Regions from separate parts of the Homo sapiens genome. Here region 2 is linked to region 1. Evidence: read pairs that join two places in POLR2A ChIA-PET (ENCODE). Cell type or tissue: PC-9. All regions are shown on one strand. Each heading gives the region's core, and the rest is flanking DNA. Links, peaks and the distances in the headings are about the cores only. Region 1 has its middle 7.3 kb from the start of DGKI. Region 2 overlaps CREB3L2 (cAMP responsive element binding protein 3 like 2).

What was found. Peaks named below come from ENCODE experiments on the same cell type or tissue, not always from the same donor. Only the 100,000 strongest peaks of a DNase experiment are listed, where the experiment ranks them.
Region 2: POLR2A ChIA-PET joins it to region 1 with 5 read pairs; 2 of 35 experiments call an interaction of 5 or more read pairs at or near these places.

What each region holds. Positions count from the first base shown.
Region 1 is chr7:137,847,842-137,860,715 of GRCh38, reverse strand. No RefSeq gene overlaps it. Among named protein-coding and RNA genes, the nearest start is that of DGKI, 7.3 kb to the right of the region's middle. In PC-9, for the core only: no CTCF peak of the experiment used is centred there; no DNase peak of the experiment used is centred there.
Region 2 is chr7:137,962,013-137,974,886 of GRCh38, reverse strand. The region is part of intron 1 of CREB3L2 (cAMP responsive element binding protein 3 like 2); the gene reads left to right. Among named protein-coding and RNA genes, the nearest start is that of CREB3L2-AS1, 15 kb to the right of the region's middle. In PC-9, for the core only: no CTCF peak of the experiment used is centred there; a DNase peak (open chromatin) is centred at 7,116.

The DNA of each region.
Region 1 (12,874 bases), core at 3,278-7,277:
ATGGCATCATGACAGGCTGTGTGAGCAGAGGCTCCACTGTAATTGCAGCATAGAAATATGACCAGACAACTGAGTGTTCTCACAGCACCTATCTAAAAAGAACCTGCTCTGGAGCAAACAGGTGAAGGTGGTGATACAATTCAAGGAAAAACAACACTGTCATACAACATTAATATTAGGATTTTGAGTGTTTGGGTTATATACTCACATTGTATTTGAATATTATTTGGTTTTCATTATTGTATAATTAGTATTGTGACTTTTAGGCTTATTTTTGTAAAACATACTTAATTAAAATTATCATTAAAAGAATTTAAATGGGCTGGGGGCGGTGGCTCACGCCTGTAATCCCAGCACTTTGGGAGGCCGAGGCGGGTGGATCATGAGGTCAGCAGATCGAGACCATCCTGGCTAACACGGTGAAACCCCGTCTCTACTAAAAATACAAAAAATTAGCCGGGCGTGGTGGTGGGCGCCTGTAGTCCCAGCTACTCGGGAGGCTGAGGCAGGAGAATGGCGTGAACCCGAGAGGCGGAGCTTGCAGTGAGCCGAGATCGCGCCTCTGCACTCCAGCCTGGGTGATAGAGCCAGACTCCGTCTCAAAAAAAAAAAAAAAAATAATAATAATAATAAAATAAAACAAAAAAAGAATTTAAATGAATCTGTGAGAGTCTGTAAGAATTTCTTTTTCCTTTTATAGAGTTCGCTACAGGACTGAAGATTGAGAACCAGAGGTATAAAGTATGAATGAAATAAAAGTTCAAATAAATGTAACGAGAGCAGCTTTTGAATCCGTTGGGCAGCAAAAGCAGTGTTGTAACAGGAAGGTTCAATTACCACAATCCAGTTAAAGACCTGACTTGCTTGAAACAAAATGGGAAATGTAAATGGTTTCATGTGCGGCTCCCTAATGGTGAATTGGCCTGGATGAGTATCGCTGATTGCACTGGGCTCACCAGAGCCACTGAGAATAATAACAAAAGCACACCTCTAAGCATTCTGTTTTTGCTACAAGCAAACTCTGGTGCTAAGAGCGTGAGCATTTGTCCTCAGAAAACTTTTCTCGCTCCAATCAGCATCATCTCAGGGACAGAAAATGGAAAACTCTTTGGCAAGTAATTCCATTCTGTAATTCTGCATTACCTTTGATTAATGAAGAGGGGAGGGCACGCTCCAACGAAAACTGGTGCAGGGATTGGCATCACAGTGTAGATGACTCCATCAAGAAATTATTTCTTTCCTTGCTTTGCAAATTGCTTCTACCTGACTCTTAGTCATTTGGGCCTATCTTCTTAAGAGAATTTATTTTCCTTGCTCATGGTCTGAGACTTAAAGTCAGAGATGAATTTCAATAATTTGTGGCCTCAGTGTAAATTTATTTTCATTGTTGCCCATAACATAGTTTTTTACCCTTCTTTCAGAGGTTTTCCACCACTAGTATTCTTTTTTCAAAAATTCGATTGTGGTTAAGAATATATATAAAATTTACCATTGTAACAATTTCTAATTGTATAATTCAGGAGTATTAAGTATATGCACATTGCTGTACAACCAATCTCCAGAACTTTTTCATTTGCAAAACAGAAACTCTGTACCCATTAAATAACAACTGTTTCTTTCACCTTGCCCTGGTGCCTGGCAATCACCATTCTACTTTCCATTTCTAAGAATCTGACGACTCTAGATATCTCTTATTAAGTGGAATCATACAGTATTTGTCTCTTTGTGACTGGCTTATTTCACTTAGCATAATGTTTTCAAAATTCATCCAAGTTGTTGACTGTGTCAGAGTTTTCTTCCTTTTGAAGGCTAATTAATATTGCATTGTATGAATAGATCTCATTTTGCTTATCTGTTCATCCATTAATGGACACTTGCGTTGGTTTTACCTCTTGGCTATTGTGAATAGTGCTGCTATGAATATGAGTATGTAACTATCTCTTTGAAATCTTGCCTTCAATTATTTTGCATATATATGTGCAACAGTGGAATTGTTGGATCATATAGAAACTGCTACACTCTTTTCCTTGTGTCTGCACCATTTTACATTCCCAATCGTGCACTAAAGTTCCAATTTCTCCTTATCTTTATCAACTCTTCTTTCCCTGTCTTTCTTTCCTTCTTTCTTTCTTTTTTTTTCTTCCTTCCTTCCATCTTTTTTTTCTTTCTTCTTCATTCTAATGGGTGTGAGTGATATCTCATTGTTGGTTTTGATTTGCATTTCCCTAATGATTAACAATGTTGAATATCTTTTCATATGCTTGTTGGCCATTTATATCCGTTTATATATCACTTTTGAAAAATGTCTGTTCAGATTTTTTTCCATTTTTAAATCAGGTTATTTTTTTGTTGTTGTTCAGTTGTAGGAGTTCTTAATATATTCTGGATATTAATTCCTTATCAGATGTATTTACAAATATTCTCTTTAATTCCATAGTTTGCCTTTTTACTCTGTTGCTTGTGTCCTCTGATGCACAGAAGTTTTATATTTTGATATATTTCAATTTGTCTACTTTTACTTTTCTTGCCTGTGTTTTTGGTGTCATGTCCAGGAAATCTTTGCCAAATTTAATATCATAAAGCTTTTCCTCTATATTTTCTGGTAAGCATTTTATAGTTTTAGGTCTTCAGTTTAGATCTTTGATCCATTTTGACGTAATTTTTGTATATGGTGTAAGATAGAGGTCCAAATTCATTCTTTTGCATATGGATGTCCAATTTTCCCAGCATCATTTGTTGAGGAGACACTGTTTCCCCATTGAACAGTCTTGACACTCTTGCCAAAAATCATTTGACCCTATGTATGAGAGCTAATTTCTGAGCTCTCTTATTCTATTCCATTGGTCTATATGCATGTCTTTATGCCAGTACCACATAGTTTTGATTAATATAGCATTTTAATAAGTTTTGAAATCAGGAAATGTAAAACCTCCATCTTTGTTCTTTTTTTAGAAGATTGTTTTGGCTATTTGGGGTCCCCTGTGATTTCATATGAATCTGAAAATGGATTTTTCTATTTCTGCAAAAAATGCTACTGGTATTTTGACAGGAATTGCATAAATCTATAGATTGCTTTGGGTAGTACTGATATGTTAACAATATTAAGTCTTTTAACTAATAAACAAAAATATATTTCCATTTATTTGTGTCTTATTTGCTTAAACATTGTTTTGTAGTTTTCAATATACAATTTTTTGACCACCTTGGTTAAGTTACTCCGAAGTATTTTATTATTTTTGGTGCTACTGTAAATGGAATTGGCTGCTGCTTCTTATTTTTTTGGATTGCTCATTGTTAGTGTATAGAAACACACCTGCTTCTTTTGTGTTGAGTTTGTATCCTGCAACTTTGCTGAATTTGTTAGTTCTAGTAGTTTAAAAAATAATAATTGGTGAAATCTTTAAAGCATTCTACACTTAAGATTATGTCTGCAGACGGAGATAATTTTACCTCTTTCTTTCAGTGTGTAGCCTTTTACTGATTTTTCTTGCCTAATAGTGCTGGCTTAAGCTTCCAGGACTGTGTTGAATAGAAATGGCAAAAGTGGGCATAATTGTCTTGTTTCTGATATTGGAGACAGAGCTTTCAGTCTTTCACCATTGAATATGACGTGAGCTGTGAATTTTTCATATATGGCTTTTATTATGTTAGGGTAGTTACCCTCTATCCTTAGTTTATTGAGTTATTTTATTGTATTATTCAAGGTTGTTGAATTTTGTCAGGTTCTTTTTTATATCAATTGAGACGACTGAGTTTTTTTTACCCTTCGTTTTGTAAATGTGATATACTACATTGATTGATTTGTTAATGTGATATATTACATTGATTGATTTTCATCTGTTGAATCATCCTCACATTCCAGAAATAAATCTCACATAGTCATTGTGTAGAATCTTTTAAATATGCTGTTGAATTCTGTTTGGTAGCATTTTGTTGAGGATTTTGTGTCAATATTCATCAGGGATATTAGTCTATAGTTTTCCTGAAGTGTTTTTGTCTGGGTTTGGTATAAGATTAATGCTGGCCTTATAGAATGAGTTTGGAACTCTTTAATTTTCTGGAAGAGTCTGAGGATAATTAGTGTTAATTCTTCTTTAAACGTTTAGCAGAATCCACCAGTGACACCCATTTGGTCCTGGACTTTCCTTTGTTTGATAGTTGATTAATAATTCAATCTCATTACTAGTTATAGATCTGATTCATATTTCTATGTCTTCCTGATTCAGTCTTGGTAAGTGTGATATATATTCTTAATTCAAGATCTCCCTTGCAAAACTTGCATTTGATTACCAAGAGATTTGATGTGCTAATTATGGAAGTTTTGAGCATCACTTTGTGACGTACAGATAGGAGCAAATTAAATTCTTTTAGGGTTTTTGTGTTATTTAAATTTGCCTAAAATTTCTAGAGCTACTTATTGATTAAACTACTTCAGGATGGTTGGATTTAACTCTTATTCCACCATTTCCCTATTTACAACCAATTTGTTAAAATTTTAAAAATTATACCTCAGAAATATCTTTCAAGTATTTATTCCCTTTCCTAGCCCACTGTCACTTCCTCATATCAGGTCCTTAGTATATCTTGCACAGACTACCTCAATAGCCTCATAACTTGTCTTCCTGCTTCTTCCTGTCCAGCTTTGTCCTCCACACCTTGATACATTTCTGAAACTTACATTATATGATTATACCATTTTTCCTGCCTAGGAATAATCCATGTATTTTATCTTCCTATTCCACAAATTTCAAAATCCTCAGAATAGAAGAATCTCTCCAAGTGTCTGTAACTTGCCCCACTCTAGCCTCATCTGCCTCCCCTTCTTCCTTGCCACCTACCCCCATTCCAAATTTGTGCCATATCAATGTATTCTGCATTCTGTAGAACACCCAAGTTTTTCATTTTTCTGTGCTTTTGCAATGTGCTGTTTCTGGGTGGTAAAATTTCACTCAAACCTTTAGAGATAAGGCAAAAGTCATTTCTTTCCTGAGACTTCTCAGACACCAAATGTTATGTTATGTCCTTCAAGGTCATGCCCCAAGGCACATGGAACTTAGTAGAATGCAAGTACTTATATCAATATGTCTTATAATTATTACCCTAATGTTCACCCCACAAAACTCTGATCCTTTAAGGGTAGGATATGTCCACAACTTATCTTTGTGTAGAGTGTGAAACACAGTGTCCCGTATATTCACAGTGTCCAAATACAGCTAGCACAGAATAGCTAGCTACTTAATGAATGCTTATTTAATGCGTGTTTATTCTGGGGGATGAATAACATTGAAAAAGACCTGAACTTCATTGCTCCTTCTCCACTGACTACTTATGTGACCTTGGGTGAGTCATTTATCTTCTCAAGGTCTGTTTCTTAATTTGTGAGTGAAAGATGATGACAGATAATCTCCAACATCCCTTACAGCTCTGACATCTTATTATTGCCATTTTCATTTGTGCAAAAGACAACCTTAATTATTAAAATAACTTCATTGTGCATGACACTCAAGGAAAACAAAACCATAACCAAATTTCTTTACCTTATTTGACTTTACATTTCATGTTCATTCTTGAGTGGAACCATTCTAATCTTTATGAGCATTCCCAATTTTACCTCTATATACTGAATTAAAATGTTTTATGTTGTTTGTTTAAATCTATAGCTCTGTTTATATTTTTCCAGTGTTCTAAACCATAGGTTTATAATACCTCTGTCCCTGGTAGAGGCACAAGAGAAGATATATTTTAAAATAATACAGTATTTAATAAAATAATATTTATCATTTAAAATGTCTTACAAGTGTAACACTATAAATAATTTAAAAATTAAGAGTTATCTTTAAAGTCAACTAATTTCCTGTTTTGTGTTCCTTTTCTTTGTTTATTCATATTCTATATAGTTTCAAGGATGGTATCACTTAATTTTATATCCTAGTGTTTTCATTTAGCACATCATCAGCAATTTGTATTATTTCTACTTAGACCCACAACTATTATTTTGGAGGTCTGCATAAGGTTCCTCCACTGGACATTGAAAAATTTACTTAATTATTTTCCTATTGTTGACCAGCTAAGTCACTTTCTTTAATTTAACATTATAAACAATTCTATAACAAATATCTTTCTTTACTTGGAATCTTCATTTGGGATTTTTTTCTTAAGATGCATTTCTAGAAGTGAGATTATTTGATTAAAGAGTAATATTGCTAATTTTATAGTTAAGTTTGGAAATTATCCATAAAAGTATAATTTTAGGGACAAGATAGTCCAAATATCTTATTTTATATGGATTATTATGAATATTTCAATCAATATATCAAGTATTTTTCTGAATTTATTTGTGCCATGTTATAAGAATGCATTTGGCTGCAAGTAAAGAAAAAAATAAATCCACTTAACAGTGGCTTATACAGATCAGAGTTTAATTTCCTTACATAATAAAAAGTCTAGCAGTAGGTGGACTGTAGTCGGCTGGCAACTGCTCAAAGAAGTCATCAAGGACTAAGGCCTATTACATTTTCTGACTCTTCCATGCTTAGTGAATGGTTTTCATTTTCATGGTTGCAAGACGGTTATTATACTTGTGGGCATTGAGCTCCTCTCTAAGCATGAAGAAGGAAAAGGGCAAAGGACTGAGAGGGCATATTATCTTTCTGTACTAATAAAACACATCTCCAGAAGAAGCTCCATTTGATTATTTTGGCTTTGATCTCCTTGTTCAGAACCAGGTCACATAGTCACACTTCACTTAAGGGCAGTGGAAAAGAAAGCATTTCATCTTGTACATCTCTATATTCTAGGAAGATGGAGAAAGGGAATGTGAATGGCTTTTAAGTTAAAAGGTCAAGGTGTTTGCCACTTGACTTTCATTACTCTACGTAAAAAGAAGTGAAGACGAAAGGAAATGGTTTTCATTTATTACAATTAAATGGTAGTCTCTTCCAGGGAAGTTATCTAATTGTATCCATCTTTGAATCCTTAGCATTAGCAGAATGTTCATACACGAAGAGGCTCAAAAAGTCTTTGTAATATGCTGAAACAGTAAATATATGTTCCCTGCAAATCTAAATGGATTAATTAAAAAGTCATATTAGATTAGCATCATTTTCCTTGATAGCATTTCTTGTTTGATACCTTAGGGAAATGCAATAAAAAGAATATTAGGCATAGTTTACCAACCAAACTTTGCACACAAATACAGGAATGCAGATTGAATGAGAGTCCAGCTGAATGTTTTAATATGGATTTTAATAACTATACACAGAAGTTATTAATTAGTGGAACATTGGAATGTTTAGCACCAAAAGAGCAGGGTCTTTAGTTTTTCCTCACTGAATTACTGGTACCTTGAACAGTACATTATAATTACAAGTAGACATTTACCAACTGCCTGTAAAACAAATGACTGTCAGAATGAATTAAGGTTTCCAGGAGTGCATTGCACATTCTGAGGCCAACCTTATCCTTTTTGGGAGGAAATTTATTGGTGACTTCATTGAGTTTGCTGCAGATCAGGCCTGCTCTTGATAAGTAACCAAGAAAAATAGTGAATGCAATGAATGTCAGACTCTGGATCCCAAAGACTTTTGCCTGAGAGAGTGAGAGTCAGAACACAGCAAGAGGAAATTGAGTGGGAATGCAAGCTAATTCCTCAATTTGCCCCCCGCAAACTAGCTGCTCAAGTACAGTCATTGTAAATTATACATAGGTTTTTTTGGTACACCAGCAGTTCGAATGAGGAATAATGATAAAAAAAAAAAATGGAAAGCACTTTATGACAGAGCCTGTTGAAAATGACTAGGTTGTCTTAGAAAGTAGTGACTCCTCTGTAACTTCAATTGTTTAAGTCTAAAAAAAAAAATCACATGAAGAGATGCTGTGGGAGCACCATGCATGAGAGGGGGCTGGACTGGGTAATCTAAAGACCTCTTCCCTCCTTGCAATATAATAGTTCTATTTTTAGTTAAATCTAGCTTAGACACTGCCTGTTGAAATCAATTCCTATCAATAGAACCTAAAATATTTTTCTCCATACTAATTCAGCAAGCTCCCACTGTAGCTTCATATTTTTTATGGCCATGATATAAGTCTGACAATCTTCAACTCTAGGTTGAACACGGGAACAGTTTAACACAGACACAGTTCTATGTTAGCTAATGGCTGAGAAGGGCAGTTTAGGGAGCGAGAGGCTTCTCTGATGAGATAACATGAGAAGTAAGACCTGAATGATAAGAAGAATTGGAGCACATAAGACACAATTTATGTCCCCAGAATGGCTGGCTTCCATCTATTCTCTCACACCTTTGTGTCTTTGCTTGCTCAGTGGCCAGCCCAAGCCACCATTGCCATTGCCAGTGCCTCATATCCCAACTGTGCCAGTGACCTCAGCCTCTCCCAGTGACTGGATTCCACTGAGATTGCATTAGAAGGAGACTCACAAGTTTGGTGCTCAGGTGCAATCAGTCTGTATCCTCAGAGGTTCCTCCAATCACTGGGGGATCTGGGTTCCCTAGCAGTTGCCATAAAGAGCCAGTAACAGAACCTGGAGGTGAGGGTGAATTAATTAGTTCTCTAAGGGACAAACTTCAACCAGTTTCAACAGGAGACAAGAAGACATTGGCAGAGAATCTCCACTCTCTCCTGTGGACAGAATGTTTCTGGATATAATGATGTAGGTCCTGTCTGGAAGAAGTGCTGGTGACCAAGAAAGCAGGTATGTTGTTTTGTGATGCTGTAGTCATTCATAACTCGCCACCTTGAATTTACTTTCCCCTCCTTTTCAGCCTTGATTCTCTTTTTCCTTCATTCTTGAGTCCTGGAATTACAACTTCACATAAAGTCTTGGCTTGTAAGTTTTGCCTCAGGATCTGTTTTCTAGAAAACTCAGACAAAAACAAACACAATACAAAAATATGAACCATAGTTCAGGAATTGTGCTCAGGTTCATGGAGGTGCTCAGGTTTCTGCCGTATATTCACAGGGGCACCGCAGGATATATTAAAATTTTGAAAGAAACTCAGAGATACTTGACATTTGTTAGACACCATGCATACTACTGACTCAATGTAGTTGATAGTTTCAACACTAGATTACACTACATTCTTTCAGTGACATCATTATGTTTGCAAAGCTGGGTTTTGGTGGTTGCAATTTCATGTGGTATTAAGGAGCAATACCACATGAAAATTAGTGTGGAACAGGAAATGAAGGTGGTGGTGTCTAATATGATCCTAAGATTTGAGAGGTTGTGTCATGCCCATTACTATCCCATTGGTAAGTGATTGTGGCTGCTTACAAATGAAGTACAAACATTTTTTCTTTCAATTTATGTTTTTTTCAAATAGCTACTAATGTTGTCAAGAAGTAAATGTTTATTGAATTGTTAGCATCTGAATACTTAATAAACATAAGTGTTAGGTTCATCTTCATAAATCTCAGCCTAGAAGTGCCAGGAAAAATAATTACTGAGACATTCAGTAAAGGGTGGTGTGAACTGAGAAAGTCTGGGAACCTCTGAGGTAGAGCTTTACGGGCAGGCAGGAATAAGCTCAGCATGTGATGTGGTTTGGCTCTGTGTCCCCACCCAAATCTCATCTCGAACTGGAATCCCCATATGTCGAGGGAGGGACCTGGTGGGAGGTGATTGGATCATGGAGGTGGTTCCCCATGCTGTTTTCAAGATAGTGAGTGAGTTCTCACGAGATCTGATGGTTTTATGAGGGGCTCTTCCCCCTTCACTCTCTGCTCTGCCTCTCCTACGGCCATGTGAAGAAGGTCTTTTCTTTCCCTTCATCTTCTGCCATGATTGTAAATTTCCTAAGGGTTCCCCAGCCATGCAGAACTGTGAGTCAGTTAAGCCTCTTTCCTTTGTAAATTACCCAGTCTCGGGGAGTTCTTTATAGCAGTGTGAAAATGGACTAATACAGCATGTATGAGAAATGGGATGTTAGGAGAGCTGAGTCAGAAGGTGAGGGACTGCAGGGATGGAGGAGGCACAGGAGAGACCAAGTGGGGCCTTGTAGGCTTTGACAAGAGAGCTCAGTTATCATTTCTGTACAACATGATACATCCTGGAAACTTAATCCTGGAAACTTCTTTTTCTTTTTTTCCTCAGTGACAACATTTTCAAAAGCTCTATTATCTTTTCCTGGTTTTATACATAACTGAGGTCTCCAATGTGTGCATATGCATGTTTAAATGTGTCACTTTTTAAAAAAACATTCTGTGTTATTTCTGGAAAATTCCTGAAATTCCTGAAAACTACATACATTTAAAAATGTTAAATATAATGTTCTCATTATTATCTGGTCTTGCAGTCTTATCTAGACTTAAATTTTTTTTCTTCTTTCTTTCAAACTTCACATTGAAGCCCTTTTATCAAGCTCGGCATTTAGGAGACTCAAGGTTGGTATTTAAGACTAGGATGACACCTGTTTTAGATTGAACAGTAATTAATAATAGAAAGGTGAGTTAGGAAGCTCACCAAATGGGGCATGGCTTTGGGCCCAGTCATGGAAATATTGTCCATCTGAGGTCTGAGATTATACTTCCAGGTCCAGACACTGGATGTTTCAATATACCCAGAGATGCTCATTTTCTTGGTTATGTACTTATGTTACTCAAAATCACATGCAATGCAGTTTCAAAGCAGAATGTCAATTTATTTTTGTGATTAGAATGCTTTTGACCCATTTTCAAGGATTCCACTTTTTAGTGTCAAGGAAACTAAGAAGCAGGATGAATAATTACAAGGTTACTTGGTGATCGTTGAAAAATAGAAAGGAAAATAAATTGTCTAAGAGAATGACTAATATTTTAAGTAACTTCTCAGGAGATCACCCCACAACAGAATTCATTTGTCTTTTGCTGGAATTATTTGTGCTTCCCAAATGTCGCTCTGTCTTAAGTTAGAGTTAATGTTCAATGACTGTTTTTTTAAAAACCCAATATTCCTCTGATTAGCAACCCATTAATACACTATTTAAACATATAAATACACACTTGAGAGGTCCAGCTGGCTTTTCTGATAGGCTGGGAGACATTCTGTTGGCATGTACTTATTGAATCAGGCAAAACCTCAAGACTCTAGCTAGAGCCATTCAACTCCGCTTCACTGTGACCATTTTCTTATGTATCCTTCCAGAAATATTATATCTCTATAGATCTTCTTTTCTCCATAAATGATAGCATACTACTAAATACTCTGAGCATTGTTTTTCTTTTTTTGTTAACATTATATATTTGAGATTGTTTTATATTAATGAATGTTAACTTGCCTTATGTATCTTGACAGTTCCAGAGAATTCCATTGTTTGGATGAATAACAATTTAGGTTGTTTTCAATCTTAAATCCTTGTGTATACCTACAAGTATATCAGAGGACGAATTTTTAGAAGTGAAATTGCTTAGTTAATTAGGTCATGCATTTCAAACATGGATAGATATTGTAAAATTTACCATCAGAGAGATTTTACTAGTTAAAGTATATCAAAAATTTGAGGAAGCATTTGTTTTCATACCCCCTCATCAATACCATCTATTATCAAACTGTTTGTTCTGAAAAATGACGTCTTTCATTATGTTCACAACGATGTATATTTCTTTTCTCAGTCAATAAACACTTCATGATGGTCTATGATATACACACTTATGCAATTATGTTACCTGTTTATTATTACTGAAGATATAGTGATAAACAACATATAGCGTTTATATACATGTGGGATAAATAGACACATGACAGTTGCAGTGGTCCAAGTTTAGTACAATGGTGCAATGGGAGCTATGGGAGGTACGTCCATCACAGTCTAGAAAGGGATCATCAACGGAGGCTTCTAGTGGGGAGAAACATGGGGAGAGACATGTAAACTAAAATCCGATGGAGGTGTAGAGTAGTTGGCTTGGCAAATCTTAGGAAAAGGAGAAGCAAAGAAGAGGAGACAGCAGACTCACACGTGCAAAAATGGGAATGGAGAGAGCAGAGAGCGTGTGGGGTTTGCACAAAGAACAGTTCAGAACCTCACTGTCATGACAGTATGAAGGGAAAGCGGGCAGTACTCCACCACCCACCAATGTAGCCCTCAAAATCAGCTGAGTTGTTTGAACTTTACCCTAACGGCAATATGACATAATCAAAAGATTTTTAAGTGGAGGCGTGAAAAATCAGAAGTATTTTGGGGCTCACACTTGAGATTGGATTGGGGAAGATACGGCTAAAAGTAAGTGGGAGTAATGAGGGGGCTGTCCCAGTAATTGGGTTCAGATGACATTTGCTTGATTTTAGGGATGTACGAGATATTCGTGGATCTTGTGTTGAAGCACCTAATACACGATGTCCCTTCTGAAGACGGGTGCATTAAACTGGGGTGAAGCACAAAGGCCACTGAGCAGCCTGGCTTGACTCCTGGCTTTGCCAGTTTGCATTTGCACGTGTCCAAGCCCTTGAGAGGTGCTGTGAAAACATAGAGGTGGATGAGGGAAGTGCTTATACAGCACATACCGTATAAAAAGAGGGCTTCATACTTGCTAGTTGTTTTAATTTTTATTATTACTTTTCCTCGCTGCACATGGAAATGTCTTTACCTTTGTCTTATTATAAGGTACATACGAGGAGAGTTACAGAACATGGGTGTTAGAAGAGATTTGACATATCTGTTCATTTTCCTAATTTTAGTGATGAGAAAATAAAGGGAAAGAAAGCAATTTAGATTTTTGCCAGTATTACAATTCTTTGTTCACGGGCACACCACGCCAGCCTGAAACTGTTCATTGGTCTGGTTCTCTTACCACCTCGTATATGTAGGTTTATAGTTTGGTTACGAACACCACCTTGTCTTAACCATAGATAGTTCCTGTGTTTGCCGACAGCAGCGATTTC
Region 2 (12,874 bases), core at 5,164-9,163, 110 kb before region 1:
CTCCACTGGACTATCTCAAAGGTTCCTCACCTTTCACAGGCTCTACCCCAAACCTGTTCCCTATCTCCAGCAAATGGTGCAGTCAAACATTCACTGGGGCAGGCCAGGCACCTAGGAGCCGTTCTTGATGTCATTCTCTCCTAACTTGTATCCCATCTGTCACTCAGTCCTGTGGCTCTTCCCTCTTGAATAGCTTGACTCCATTCACTTCTTTCCATCTCCTTGGTCACCTCATTAGAACTGAGCTATCCCTGTCTTTTGCCAGGACTATTGCAGTAGCCTATTAACAACTTTTCTCATATCTGTTCTCCCTTCTCTCTCTTTCGTGTCATCCCCAAGTTTAAGAGAAATCTTTTCAAAGATTTCTTCCCTGACATCTGATCTCTTCCCTGACAATCTGCGCTCCATCCATGAGTCCCCTTCCCCTTTTTAAGATCTTTAAATACATTTCTTCCTGCCATGGGGCCTTTGTACATGCCGGTTGGTCCTGGTTGGAACACTCTTTTCACCCTTTTCCCTTTGCCTGGTGCTTAGCCTTCAGATTGTGCTCAAGCCTTAAGGAAACTCTTCCTGCTTTTAGAGATCTGTATTCCTTTATTTCAGAGGGGTTATAATATTTCATGTTTTTGATTCATTATTTTGATTGTTTCACCTTTTCTCTCCCATTATTGTAAGTTCCAATAGAGCAAGGGTCTCTTTGCTTTTCATCACCGTTGTACCTCAGTACCCAGCTCTCAGGAATATTTGTTCAATGAATGAAACCAATGGGGTAGGTAGGACAAGTATTTTTATTCATTTTCTTTTTACACAAGGAGGTTGATTTTTTTTTTTTAAAGAGCAGATGCTTGGCATTATTTTATTTCTAACTTTATAATATGGATATTTCTGCCTCTGATAGGTTCCCTGTGCCATCATTTCTCGGTCTTGGCTCGTTCCAGATTCACTTCAGCAGAGACAATGATGAGCAGTTATTGGTTTGGAAATACTCCCCAGAACATGCAATGCCAGCTCATAAAATGTTTTCAGGTTGTTGGAAATCTTGTGAAAACGTGCATAGTTAACTATTGGAGAATTTAACTGTGAATATGAATGGGGGAGCCATTCATCAGAAGCCCTGTCTGAATAATTGATTAAACAATGCCAGGAGGTGTGTAAGAGAAGGATTTGAAGACTGAGTTGTAAAACTATGGCTGACTAGTAGGGTCCCTCTTGGCAGTCTCACTTTTTTGCCTCGTGGCATTAGGCATTAGTGTCTCAGATCCATCATAATAAGTCTCTGGGCTTACTAACTGTGATCTTGTGTCGGATGGGCCCTGTGCTGCTACCTTCTTGACTTTAGGATATCTCTTGTTACCTTTTTGCTACTTGCTCCCACCAAGGAGCACAGCAGACTCCAACTCACTCTAGGTGAGCTTTCCTCTAGCTCCCGAGGGTCATGTGCCTCTCCATTGTGTTCAAAGAGAATAGGCGCCGGTGGGCCGCTGTCTGGGAAACTCTGTGTTCCTTGGTGCGGTACTGAACCTATTTAGTTAAACTTGATCAACTTTAGCACACCCTCACCAGGAGTGTGTGGATTCTCCTTGGGACCCAAGTCTTCCGTACAAGGCAAACAAGTTGGAATGGGGACTTCTATGATTAAGGTCATCGTTAGTTGAAGAATTTCAAACCATTTTAGTTTTTCATGATATGCTATTTCTTTTTTTTTTTTTTTCATTATTATTACACTTTAAGTTTTAGGGTACATGTGCACAATGTGCAGGTTAGTTACATATACATGTGCCGTGCTGGTGCGCTGCACCCACTAGATATGCTATTTCTTCAATTTCTCATGTGGATTTGGGGTGTGTGTGTCTGTGTTCTCTCATGTGTAAATATTTTCATAGAGGCCCTGAAGCTTCTTTCCTATATAGGGATTTGGGGACATTCCCCCAAACAAGAGGACTTTGTTACCAGGGTGTCCATTCTGGGGCCTTGCTGGTATGAAAATGCTCCCTGGGTTGATCCACAGTGTATTTATTCATGAATGTTACAGGTGCCTTAGAGTTTAGTTCCCTTAGGTGACTGTGGAATTTAAAATAAGAAATCAACCTTTATCCTAGGTTTTTCTTTTTCTTTTCTCTCTCTCTCTCTCTCTCTCTCTCTCTCTCTCTATATATATATATATATATATATATTTTTTTTTTTTTTTTTTTTTTTTTTTTTGTAGAGACGGGGATCTCACTGTGTTGCTCAGACTGGTCTCAAACTCCTGGCCTCAAACTATCCTCCCACTTCAGCCTCCCAAGTAGCTGGGATTACAGATGTGAGCCACCAAACCTGGCTTCCTTTTATTTATCAAGAAAAAAATACTGTTCTTATTGTTCATTACAAAAAGAGTATTACCTCATTAAAGAAACTAAAAAACAAGCAAAAAAGACATCTCTCTGTTTTGTTTTGTTTTGTTTTGTTTGAGATGGAGTCTTGCTCTGTCGCCCAGGCTGGAATGCAGTGGCATGATCTTGGCTCGCTGCAACCTCTGCCTCCTGAGTTCAAGCAATTCTCCTGCCTCAGCCTCCCAAGTAGCTGGGATTATAGGTGTGCACCCTACTCCCGGCTAATTTTTGTATTTTTAGTAGAGACGGGGTTTCACCATGTTGGCCAGGCTGGTCTCGAACTCCTGACATTGTGATCCGCCCGCCTCAGCTTCCTAAAGTGCTGGGATTACAGGCCTCCCAAAGTGTTGGGATTACAGGCATGAGCCACTGCGCCCAGCCAAGACATCTGTCAAAAGCTCATTATGCACTCCCGAAACTGCTGTTAATTTCTCTTGTGTTAGAGTTCAGATTTTTTTTATGAATACTTCTTTTACATAGCTATTAATAAAACATATTCATATAACTATTGTGCCATGCCCTTTTGTATTTAATAATGGACATTTTCCTATTTTAATACTTAGCCATTATTTTTTTTTTTTTAAGGAAGTGAACAAATGAAAGAATGGCTACTCCATAGACAGAGCAGCCTATCTATCACTTTTTAATGGCCGTGTATTGTTCATTGAGTGTATGTTTTGTAGGTTCTTAAGTGACATCCAATTATTAGGATTTTAGGTTATTTCCCATTTTTCCCTCTTTTAAATAAGTTGGCTTAATGTTTAATTAATAGTTTTAGAAAAATGGAAAGAGCAAGAATATACATTAGAAAACAGACCCTGGCCTTTTTTTTTTTTGTACCATCCAGAGAAGTTAATGATTAAGGTAAGAACTTATGATAAGGTTATTTACAATGGGGAAAGAGATCCAGGGGATTCGGGTTGCAGAGAGTAAGGACCGGTGTTTTGTGTGCACTCACACATCACAGCCTAGCCGCAAAAAGATCAAGTTCTGCGGTGTCTGCAGTGTTGCCTTAGTGTCCTTCATACAATGTCTCCCCCCATCCAAAATTTTTTTTTTTTTTTTGAGACGGAGTCTCGCTCTGATGCCCAGGCTGGAGTGCAATGGCGCGATCTCGGCTCACTGCAAGCTCCGCCTCCCAGGTTCACGCCATTCTCCTGCCTCACCCTCCCGAGTAGCTGGGACTACAGGCGCCCGCCACCACACCCGGCTAATTTTTTGTATTTTTAGTAGAGATGGGGTTTCACCGTGTTAGCCAGGATGGTCTCCATCTCCTGAACTCGTGATCCGCCCTTCTTGGCCTCCCAAAGTGCTGGGATTACAGGCGTGAGCCACCACGCCTGGCCCCAGTTTTTTTTTTAAACATAATTCTGACTCTGGAAATAAGTAGGCACCTTTAAACTCTGTGTAGACTTGATTTTGTTTTTTCTTGAAGTTTGTGTGTATCTCTTAATATGTGTGCTAACTTAATTTAGGGTCTAGGTTCATGCTGATGTTGGAAGCATGCCATTCTCCAAGCTTTTTAAAAATATGGATATTCTTAAGTATCTCACACTGAGGCACCCAGCTATAAAGTAACCGTAGTGTAGGTAGGTGCACACTGCATAAACACTTCTTCTGTAAGCTGGAGAAATAGCTGGAGGAGAAATCTGTTCTTAGAACAAGGCACATGCTGTTGGTTCCAGACATTCTTTTTAGTGGAGGATACAAAAGTGTGTTTAACGGTTGCTGGCCCCACGCCTGCTGTCCAGCCCTATGGAATGTGCTCTGTCTGGGCCACACTGCCAGTCATCAAGGCAGTTACTGTGAGGAAGGAAGAAGCCAGCTCTTCAGTTCCTTGACCTGAGCTTTTCTGGCCAAAAGAAGGAATCTGTTTTGAAGATTAGGTTTCCCACCTGGATCCTGCCCACCCCACCCACCCCCTTCTGTGAACTGTCCGGCTTATCGAAGAAGACCCATTTTTCCTTCTTACAGTTGCTGTTTCTTCATTGCAAGTGATTCACCCTGAACGTAAAGTTAGGAAACTTAGTTTATAAGGAACTTTATTTGGTGGAGAAATGTCACCCCATTCTCTCGTTAAAAGATACGATGTCTGGATTGATTCCAATATCTGTGGTTTTTGGCACATGCCATCTTTCTGAAATTGCTTCTCTGTGTTTTATGTAAGAGGAAGAAAGAAAAAGAAAGTTCTAAAACAAAATGGTCAGCTTATTCTTTGGAATTCTATTTGGGCAGTTTAAGTGAGGATAGTACTATACATCCTGTCTTTTCTTATATCAATAATAATAATAACTCCTGTGACTTATTACATTTAACTCTCATAATCAACCCTTTGTATTCAATACTGTTTTGGGCACCATTTTACAGATGAGGAGACTGCGGCTTGAAGAGGTTAAGAAACTTGCTCTTTAGATGGTATTCCAGTGTAGGCAGCCTGACTCCAGAGCTGGATGATCTTCTAACCCCCCCATAACAGTGCTTTCAAGTCATCTGGAAGAACTTATTATGCAAATTAAAATACCCTGGGCATCTGGAAAACATTTGTTTCTTAGGTTGTGCCTATTTCATAATTTCTTTTCTTTTTTATTTTGAAAAAGTTCAAACCTGAGAAAGGTTGTAAAAATAATACAGTCAAGACATATATCATTTGACTAAATCCATCAGTTGCTAATATTTTACCATATTAACTTATTTTTCTGTCTTTCTGCGTATGTGTATGTTGTGTGTGTGTGTGTGTGTGTGTGTGTGTGTGTTTGATGACCCTTGAAAGTTAGTTGAGACATTATGACATTTCATCTCTAAATACTTTAGCTGGTATCTTTGAAAAAAAAAAATTCTGCTAAACAACCTCAATGAAAATCATAGGCCGGACGCGGTGGCTCACGCCTGTAATCCCAGCACTTTGGGAGGCTGAGGCAGGTGGATCATGAGGTCAGGAGATTGAGACCATCCCGGTTAACATGGTGAAATCCCGTCTCTACTAAAAAATACAAAAAAAAAATTAGCCGGGTGTGATGGCGGGCGCCTGTAGTCCCAGCTACTTGGGAGGCTGAGGCAGGAGAATGGCATGAACCCGGGAGGCGAAGCTTGCAGTGAGCCGAGTTCGTGCCATTGCACTCCAGCCTGGGCGACGGCATGAGACTCTGTCTCAAAAAAAAAAAAAAAAAAAAAAAAGAAGATCATAATGCTCAAAAAAATTTTACATTAATACACTGCTATTATCTAAGGCATTCATGTTCAAATTGCCCTAGTTGTCCCCAAAATGTCCTTTATAGCCACCTCTTTTTCTGATCCAATTTATCAAAAAGGAAACTTAGCTTTTATGATTTGTAATCTTGATATCATCATGCACATTCTCTTCTCAGACTGGGAACAGTTTTCTTTGGCTTAACTAGGAGACCAGGGATCTTGCTGGAGTTCCAGATTTGAGCTCTCTGCCCTTCCTGACTAAGCAGCCCCACAGTGTCCTCACTTGACACATGCTGTTTTATGGGGCGCCACGTCTTCTTCGTTCCTTCTCTCTCCTCTGATCCACTTTTTTCCTTGACCCTATTCTTCTCCTTCGTTTCTTTCTTCCTCATTTTCTTTTTGCCCCTTCTCACTTTCTTCCTTCTTTTCTCCAACCCCCTAGGACACACACAAGACTTGTTCTTATGTGCTGTAATTGGAAGTTGTAAATCAATGGGGTTGAAGGTGGGAGCCACCAAATTGGATTCATTTATGAGTTGGGATAGAGAGTTGGTGGCGGGCCTGAGCTGATGGTATACTGGGGACTGATCCAGCTGTACCCCCCATTGGAGGAGGTTCAGCTGGCTTGAAACAGTGTGAGGCTGAGAGGATACAAGAGTGGCCAGCTCCACTATTCACAGTAGCAAAGACTTGGAACCAACCCAAATGTCCATCAATGATAGACTGGATTAAGAAAATGTGGCACATATACACCATGGAATACTATGCAGCCTTAAAGAAGGATGGGTTCATGTCCTTTGCAGGGACATGCATGAAGCTAGAAACCATCATTCTCAGTAAAATATCACAAGGACAGAAAACCACACGCTGCATGTTCTCACTCGTAAGTGGGAGTTGAACGTTGAGAACACATGGACAAAGGGAGGGGAACATCACATACTGGGGCCTGTTGGGGAGTCTGGGGCTGGGGGATGGATAGCGTTGGGAGAAATACCTAATGTAAATGACAACTTAATGGGTGCAGCAAACCCACATGGCACATGTATACCTATGTAACAAACCTGCACGTTGTGCACATGTACCCTAGGACTTAAAGTATAATTAAAAAAAAAAAAAAGAGTAGCTAGCTCCAGTCCAGGGCAACATCAGCTGTGGAGGACAAGGAAGGGATGGGGTGTGCCAAAATGGGGTAGAAACGACGCTGTGTTGTATTGGAAAGAAAATAGACTTTAAAGTCAGAAAGAAAGGTGAAAATAGCAAGCTTTTACTGACTGGCTGTGTGATCTTGGGAAGGTTATTTAACTCCCTAAGTCTTGTGTGCTTCAACCACAAATGGGAAGAGTATAACCTACCTTGCAGCATTGTGTTGAGGATTAGGGATAATGCGTATTAAAGCAGAGATCCTGGCACACGGTGGTGCTCAGTCAACAGTGGCTGTTAGGTATTTACATGGTGTCCCAGGAAGTGGATGGGGCATCACAGTGAGGGGAGGTGATGGTTGGAAGTTCATGCAGGTGGCCAACATGAGGCTGAGCTGCCAGTGGTTAGAAGGATCTTAGGAATGCAGTGCAGGGCAGGCTTCCTGTTCCTGGGAGGGAAACTTGTGAGTCAGTTTCCAGCGATCGGGAGCAGGGGCCACAGGAACACTCCAGTTCAGAGACATGGGGCTTGGTGTCTGGGAGAGAATCGAAGAGCCAGAACCAAACTGTCTGATCAGGTTCAAATCAATAGCAAGGGCACTTGCGGCTGAGTCATCCGGAGTATCTCTTGTTTTGGGTTAGCATTAGGGAGAAGCTAGGGTTGGGGGAGTGACTGTGGGAGGAGGGCTGGGACTCAAGCTAAGCCTAGTGTTTGTTCTCCTTTTACATCCGCTAGTAGTGTGGTGACCATGATAACATTCCAGAGGCTCTTTTCTTCCTGAGTCCTTGGCCCAAAGTTAGGTAAATTGTCTCTAGGTAGATAATGATGTCCCGATAATGAGCTCAGAGTCCAAACTGCTAGGCTGATGGAGATTCACTCACCTTTTGCCTTGGTCTGCTCAGGCCACCTTAACAAAGTACCATAGACTGGGTGGCTTAAACAGCAGACGTTTATTTCTTACAGCTCTGGAGACTGAAAGTCTGAGATCAGTGTGCCAGCATAGTTGAGCTCTGGTGAGCGCCCGCTTCCTGACTTGCAGACAGCTGCCTTCTTTCTGTGTCCTCACAGGGCAAAGAGGAGTGGGAAGGAGAGGAAGGGAGAAAGAGAGAAGACTGAGAGAGAGAGAAGAAGGGGAGAGAGAGCAAGCTTTCTGGGCTGTTCTTATAAGGGCACTAATCCCATCATGGGAACCCCACCTCATGACGTCATGTAAACCTCCCAGAGGCCCCATCTCCAAATACTATCACATTGGGGGTTAGGGATTCAATATATGAATTTTAGGGGGACACACTTTCAGTTCATAACACCCTCCTTCCATGCCCTCATTCCCAGACACTTGAGAATCCATGTGTAATGAGAGTGTTACCTTGAGGAGTATGCGGCTCCTGCGTATTATATGGAGGCAGAGACAAGGATTCAGAAGCACAGTTCTAGCAGCTTGTCAGTAAGCCACTGCAGGGGAGCTTTGATGAACTCTCATATGGCATAGGTCCTTCCTTTCTACCTACGATTTTTCTTTTTAAAATTTCCTTATTATTTTTATTTGAGAGGCATGAACATGAGGCAAAATATGTTATTTCCTGTTCTTTGTAAAATCTCCAAATTGAGCTGTCTGTAGTCAAAAGTGAGGTAATCTTCTTCTTTTATCCAAAAGATTAACTTATTCTGAGCTTTCCTTCTATCTGAGTCGTGGCTAGGATCAACATACACTTCTTAAATATTCCAATTCCATATCAAGGATAGTGCTCCTCCTTCTCCCTGAGCCACTGGAGGGAGCACCAATGTATTAACAGTTTTCTTTGTTGACTGAATTTGCTTTTTTTAACCTGCTTTCTGAAAGTGCATCACATTACCATCCAAACTTATTGGACATAATTTTTTAAAGTATGTAAGCAAGTAACATATAATCTATTTTACAAATTATGCAGTAAGACATAGTGGGATATAATTTAAGAAGATGCAACTAGCCCTTATTTTTCCACTCTCTGGAGGAATTTCATAACTTTTCACATGTTTGCACTTCCTGTCTCTGATCTGTATCTTCTTTGGCTCCTCTGTCTTGATGCCCCTCCCAACTTCTGTTCACCTAAGTCCTTGATGCCATCAGTGAACATCAGATTCCTTCTTTGGAAGACCAGTGGTTCTCAGAGTGTGCTTTATGGACCAGCAAAGCATACGAGAACTTGGTAGAAAGACATATTCTTGGGCCCCACTGCAGACCTACTGAATTAGAAACTCTAGGGTGAGATGCACCCATTGTGTTTTAATAAACTCTCCAGGTGATTGTGATACACCCTCAGGTTTAAGCATTCCTGCCCTAGAGGAGGAGGCTAGATTCAGTAGGTGTTTCTCCCAGTTGCCCATTTTGACATAAATAATAGCACTTTGTTTTGCTCCTCCTCAGGCATAGAATCCCATAGTTTTAAGTGGAGTGGGATTTTGAGTGGACGTTACCCTGGTCAACTCTCTTTACCGTAGAAGAGAGAGCTTTGCAGATAGTTGCAGTGTTTGGCTGGAGAACCTAGGGCTTTCTATGTCCTTGCTTATAACATGGGCTGTGTCACTTCCTTGAAACTTTAATCAGTGCTTCCTGAGACCAGGGTTCTTTGTAAAATAACTTAAGGAAGTATTCCAGAAGAACCAATAGCATTGGTCTACTCACCTGTGTGTTCTATTAACATTTTAATATTAACAATATTCTGATATTTCAGATGTAGATTGCAAAGCCTCACAATCAAGGGGCTTTTGTCATTGATTCGATTTAATTATCCTAAGGGAAAAAATGGAATGCTTAAACTAGCAAAAGTTCACGTTTCTGTCTTTTTGGCCATGTTTTCCTCAACGAGTGTAAATATATTTGTGCGCATGTGTGTTGATACTGCGTGTTGGAAAGACAGAAGGAGACAGACTAAATTTCTGTTTATAGAAAAATCGTAAGTAATCTGAGGAAGCAGTAATTACTGGAGTTGGCAACAGTTTGAGCACTATCCTGTCCCTTGATCTAACTCTGGCTTTAGAGATAGTTGAATTTAGAATGTTACCTTATGGGCAGTTTCTTTATCTATTTTGTTTCCCCGGTTGGACAATCTCTGTAGTAGAACTAGAGTTTGGTCACTACTTGTATTAGTCTGTTCTTACGCTGCTGATAAAGACATACCTGAGTCTGGGTAATTTATAAAGAAAAAGAGGTTTCATGGACTCACAATTCCACGTGGTTGGCGGAAGGCAAAAGGCACGTCTTACGTGGTGGCAGACGAGATAATTGAGAGCCAAGCAAAAGAGGTTTCCCCTTATAAAACCATCAGATCTCATGAGATGTATTCACTACCATGAGAACAGTATGGGTGAAACCGCCTCCATCATTCAATTATCTCCTTCCAGGTCCCTCCCACAACATGTGGGAATTATGGGAGCTCAATTCAAGGTGAGATTTGGGTGGGAACAAAGCCAAACCATATCACTACTGGATTATGACTCTCTATAATTTGAAAAGAATGGTAGAATTTAAAGAATTTGAAAGCAGTCCGTTTGTTTTCAATATTGGATTGTTCAATATTGATTACCTTGCATATCATGCTTGTTCCCTCCCCATCTTTGTGGGAGTGCAGGAGGCACAAAGAAAGCCTTTAACTGAATGATCTGGTTTTTCTAGATGGCTTAACATTTTTGTATTTGATGGGTCAATAGCCTTGGGTGCTTTAGTCTAGATGCTGAGTGCTCAAAAGGCTAAACACGGAGGAAAACATTCCCCTGTCGAAACACATGATTGATTTGGTAGTGACAAGTGTTTTGGGAGCCAGAGACATGCTAGTGGGTTAAGCAAGGGTTTGTTTGTTTGTTTGTTTGTTTTGCTTTGTTTTGTTTGTTTTGAGAGGAAGTCTCGCTCGTGTCCCCTAGGCTGGAGTGCGATGACATGATCTTGGCTCATTGCAACCTCCATCTCCTGGGTTCAAGTGATTCTCCTGCCTCAGCCTCCCAAGTAGCTGGGATTGCAGGTGCCTGCCACCACGCCTGGCTAATTTTTGTATTTTTAGTAGAGACAGGGTTTCACCATGTTGGCCAGGCTGGTCTACGAACTCCTGACCTCAGGTGATCCGCCCGCCACGACCTCCCAAAGTGCTGGGATTACAGGCGTGAGCCACCGCGCCTGGCCGCAAGTGTTTCTTTAACATGGCCATCTTAAAAGGGATAAAGGATCTTCTAGGAATTTATTTCAGCTGAAAACAGATTGTGATACATTCTTACTTTGGTGTTGTCATCATTTGTTCATTTCTATTTTTTCTTTCTTTCTTCAACAGATATGTCAAATACTATCCTAACATTGAACAAAATAAGTTGTTTAAAAAAAAACACCAAAATAAAAAAGGCAATAACTATTTTTAAACTTATAAAAACAAATCAAGTTTGGCTTGACATAATTATCCCTGGACATAATTATCCCTGCTTCGGCAATTTAGGGAAGAGGATTTCAAGATTTCAAAAGATCCTGGGGGAAAATTAGGTAAGCTCCATGGCCAGAGACTCTAATATAAATACAGTTCGTGAAGGAGGAAGTTAGAAAAACATTTAAATTTAATCCAGTAAAAATGAACAATAAAAACAAAGATGGGAGGGGTGGATCATGATACCAGAGAGTGACTAGAGACATTTTGCTCAGAATTTAAAATAATGTATCCAGAAGCTAGAAAGATTGATGTTTACCTTAGGATAAATACAAAATGGCGTGAATTAGAAATCAGTTTAAGGACTAACAAAGTCAAGTACGAGGTGCCTGAAAACTAGAAAGAAGTGAATACCGTACTGGTTTTTGAAAAGGGAAAAGCTTGACATTAATACCTGGAAAACTGGTGGAGCTGGTTATTAAAGAGATCCTTTGTGAATAGGAAGAAAGCAGTGCTGACTAAGTGGGAACAGGGACTTGCTAAGAGGTCCTGAAGAGCAGGTAAATTCTGGCTTAGAGCCTCCGGAGAGGGGGATCTTTAAATGAGCTCTGTTTGCTCAGCCTTTTTATCAGCATATCTGAGGATGACATAGACCATAACCCTTATCTAGACTTTCCAGGCGTTGCAGGCTTGGGATCCAGAAGGAACGTGAAGGAGGGGGGCTGGTTGAGTGAGATGAAGAAGGAGGGAGACATCTTCATGAAGATCCAAGGGCCCCAAAGCTGAGAGGGACTGCTGGGATGTCAGATGTCAGATCAGTATCCAAAATCACCTTGCTGTTTAGGAAAGCTGGATATGCAGACCAGTGAATGCAGAGAGAAAGCAAAGAGGTTTGTGTGTGCTGGGGGATGAGTGCGAGGATGGAAGGGAGTGGGAATTCATTTATTGATATATACATACAGAGCACTGCACCCACTTTGTGCCAGGTACTGTGTTCTGGGTGCTGTTGTAGCAGTGAATCAAGTAGACAAACGTTCGGCCCCCATGGAACTCATGTGTAGTGCAGGAGATCGGAAGCAAACATACATGTAATTTCTTAGGGGGCGATTCATGTTATGGAGAACAATAAACCACGATGGGGTAAGAGAATGCTGGTGGGGGGTGGGAGGCTCTGACTGGCTTACACAGGGTGGTGGGGAGTCCTGCCTGATGTTGTGATATTTGAGTCTGGGGGCAGTGAAGGTGCAATCAGCCCAGATGGCTGGCAAAAGTGGTTCCCCAGGGTGTATGCTGGAGCTGGGAGAGGCAAGTGTGCCTGTAGCAGAGATCCCTCAGGGAAGGGGAAGGAGGATGGTGCGGGAAGAAGCTCAAGGTGAGAAGGCAGAGAAAGGGGGCCTAGAAACCCTTTGTTCATCCTGATGAGATTCAGGATTTGAGTAGAGGAGGGACAAGATCTGGGAATACACACTCAGGATCCTTCTTGATGACAGCCTTCCAATGCTTTAAGGGAACAGTTCCAAAGTCAGAGCCATGGCCATCTAGTGAAAGGTACCAAGAGACAGCTTTTAGTTCAGTGTATGGCAGCTTTAGAATTCAAGTCGCCCAAGCAATGGTCTGTGCTGCTTCATGAGTTTAGTGTCCCTGGATTTGCGCTTAAAAACCACCAGGGTCCATTTCAACGTGAACATTCAGTGAGTCTTCCCCCTTGTTCTACAAGTGTTTCCTGACATTGGTCCTGACTTCGGTGGGGTCGCAGATGGGGAAGAGCAGAGCAGGCGCGTGGAGGTGCAG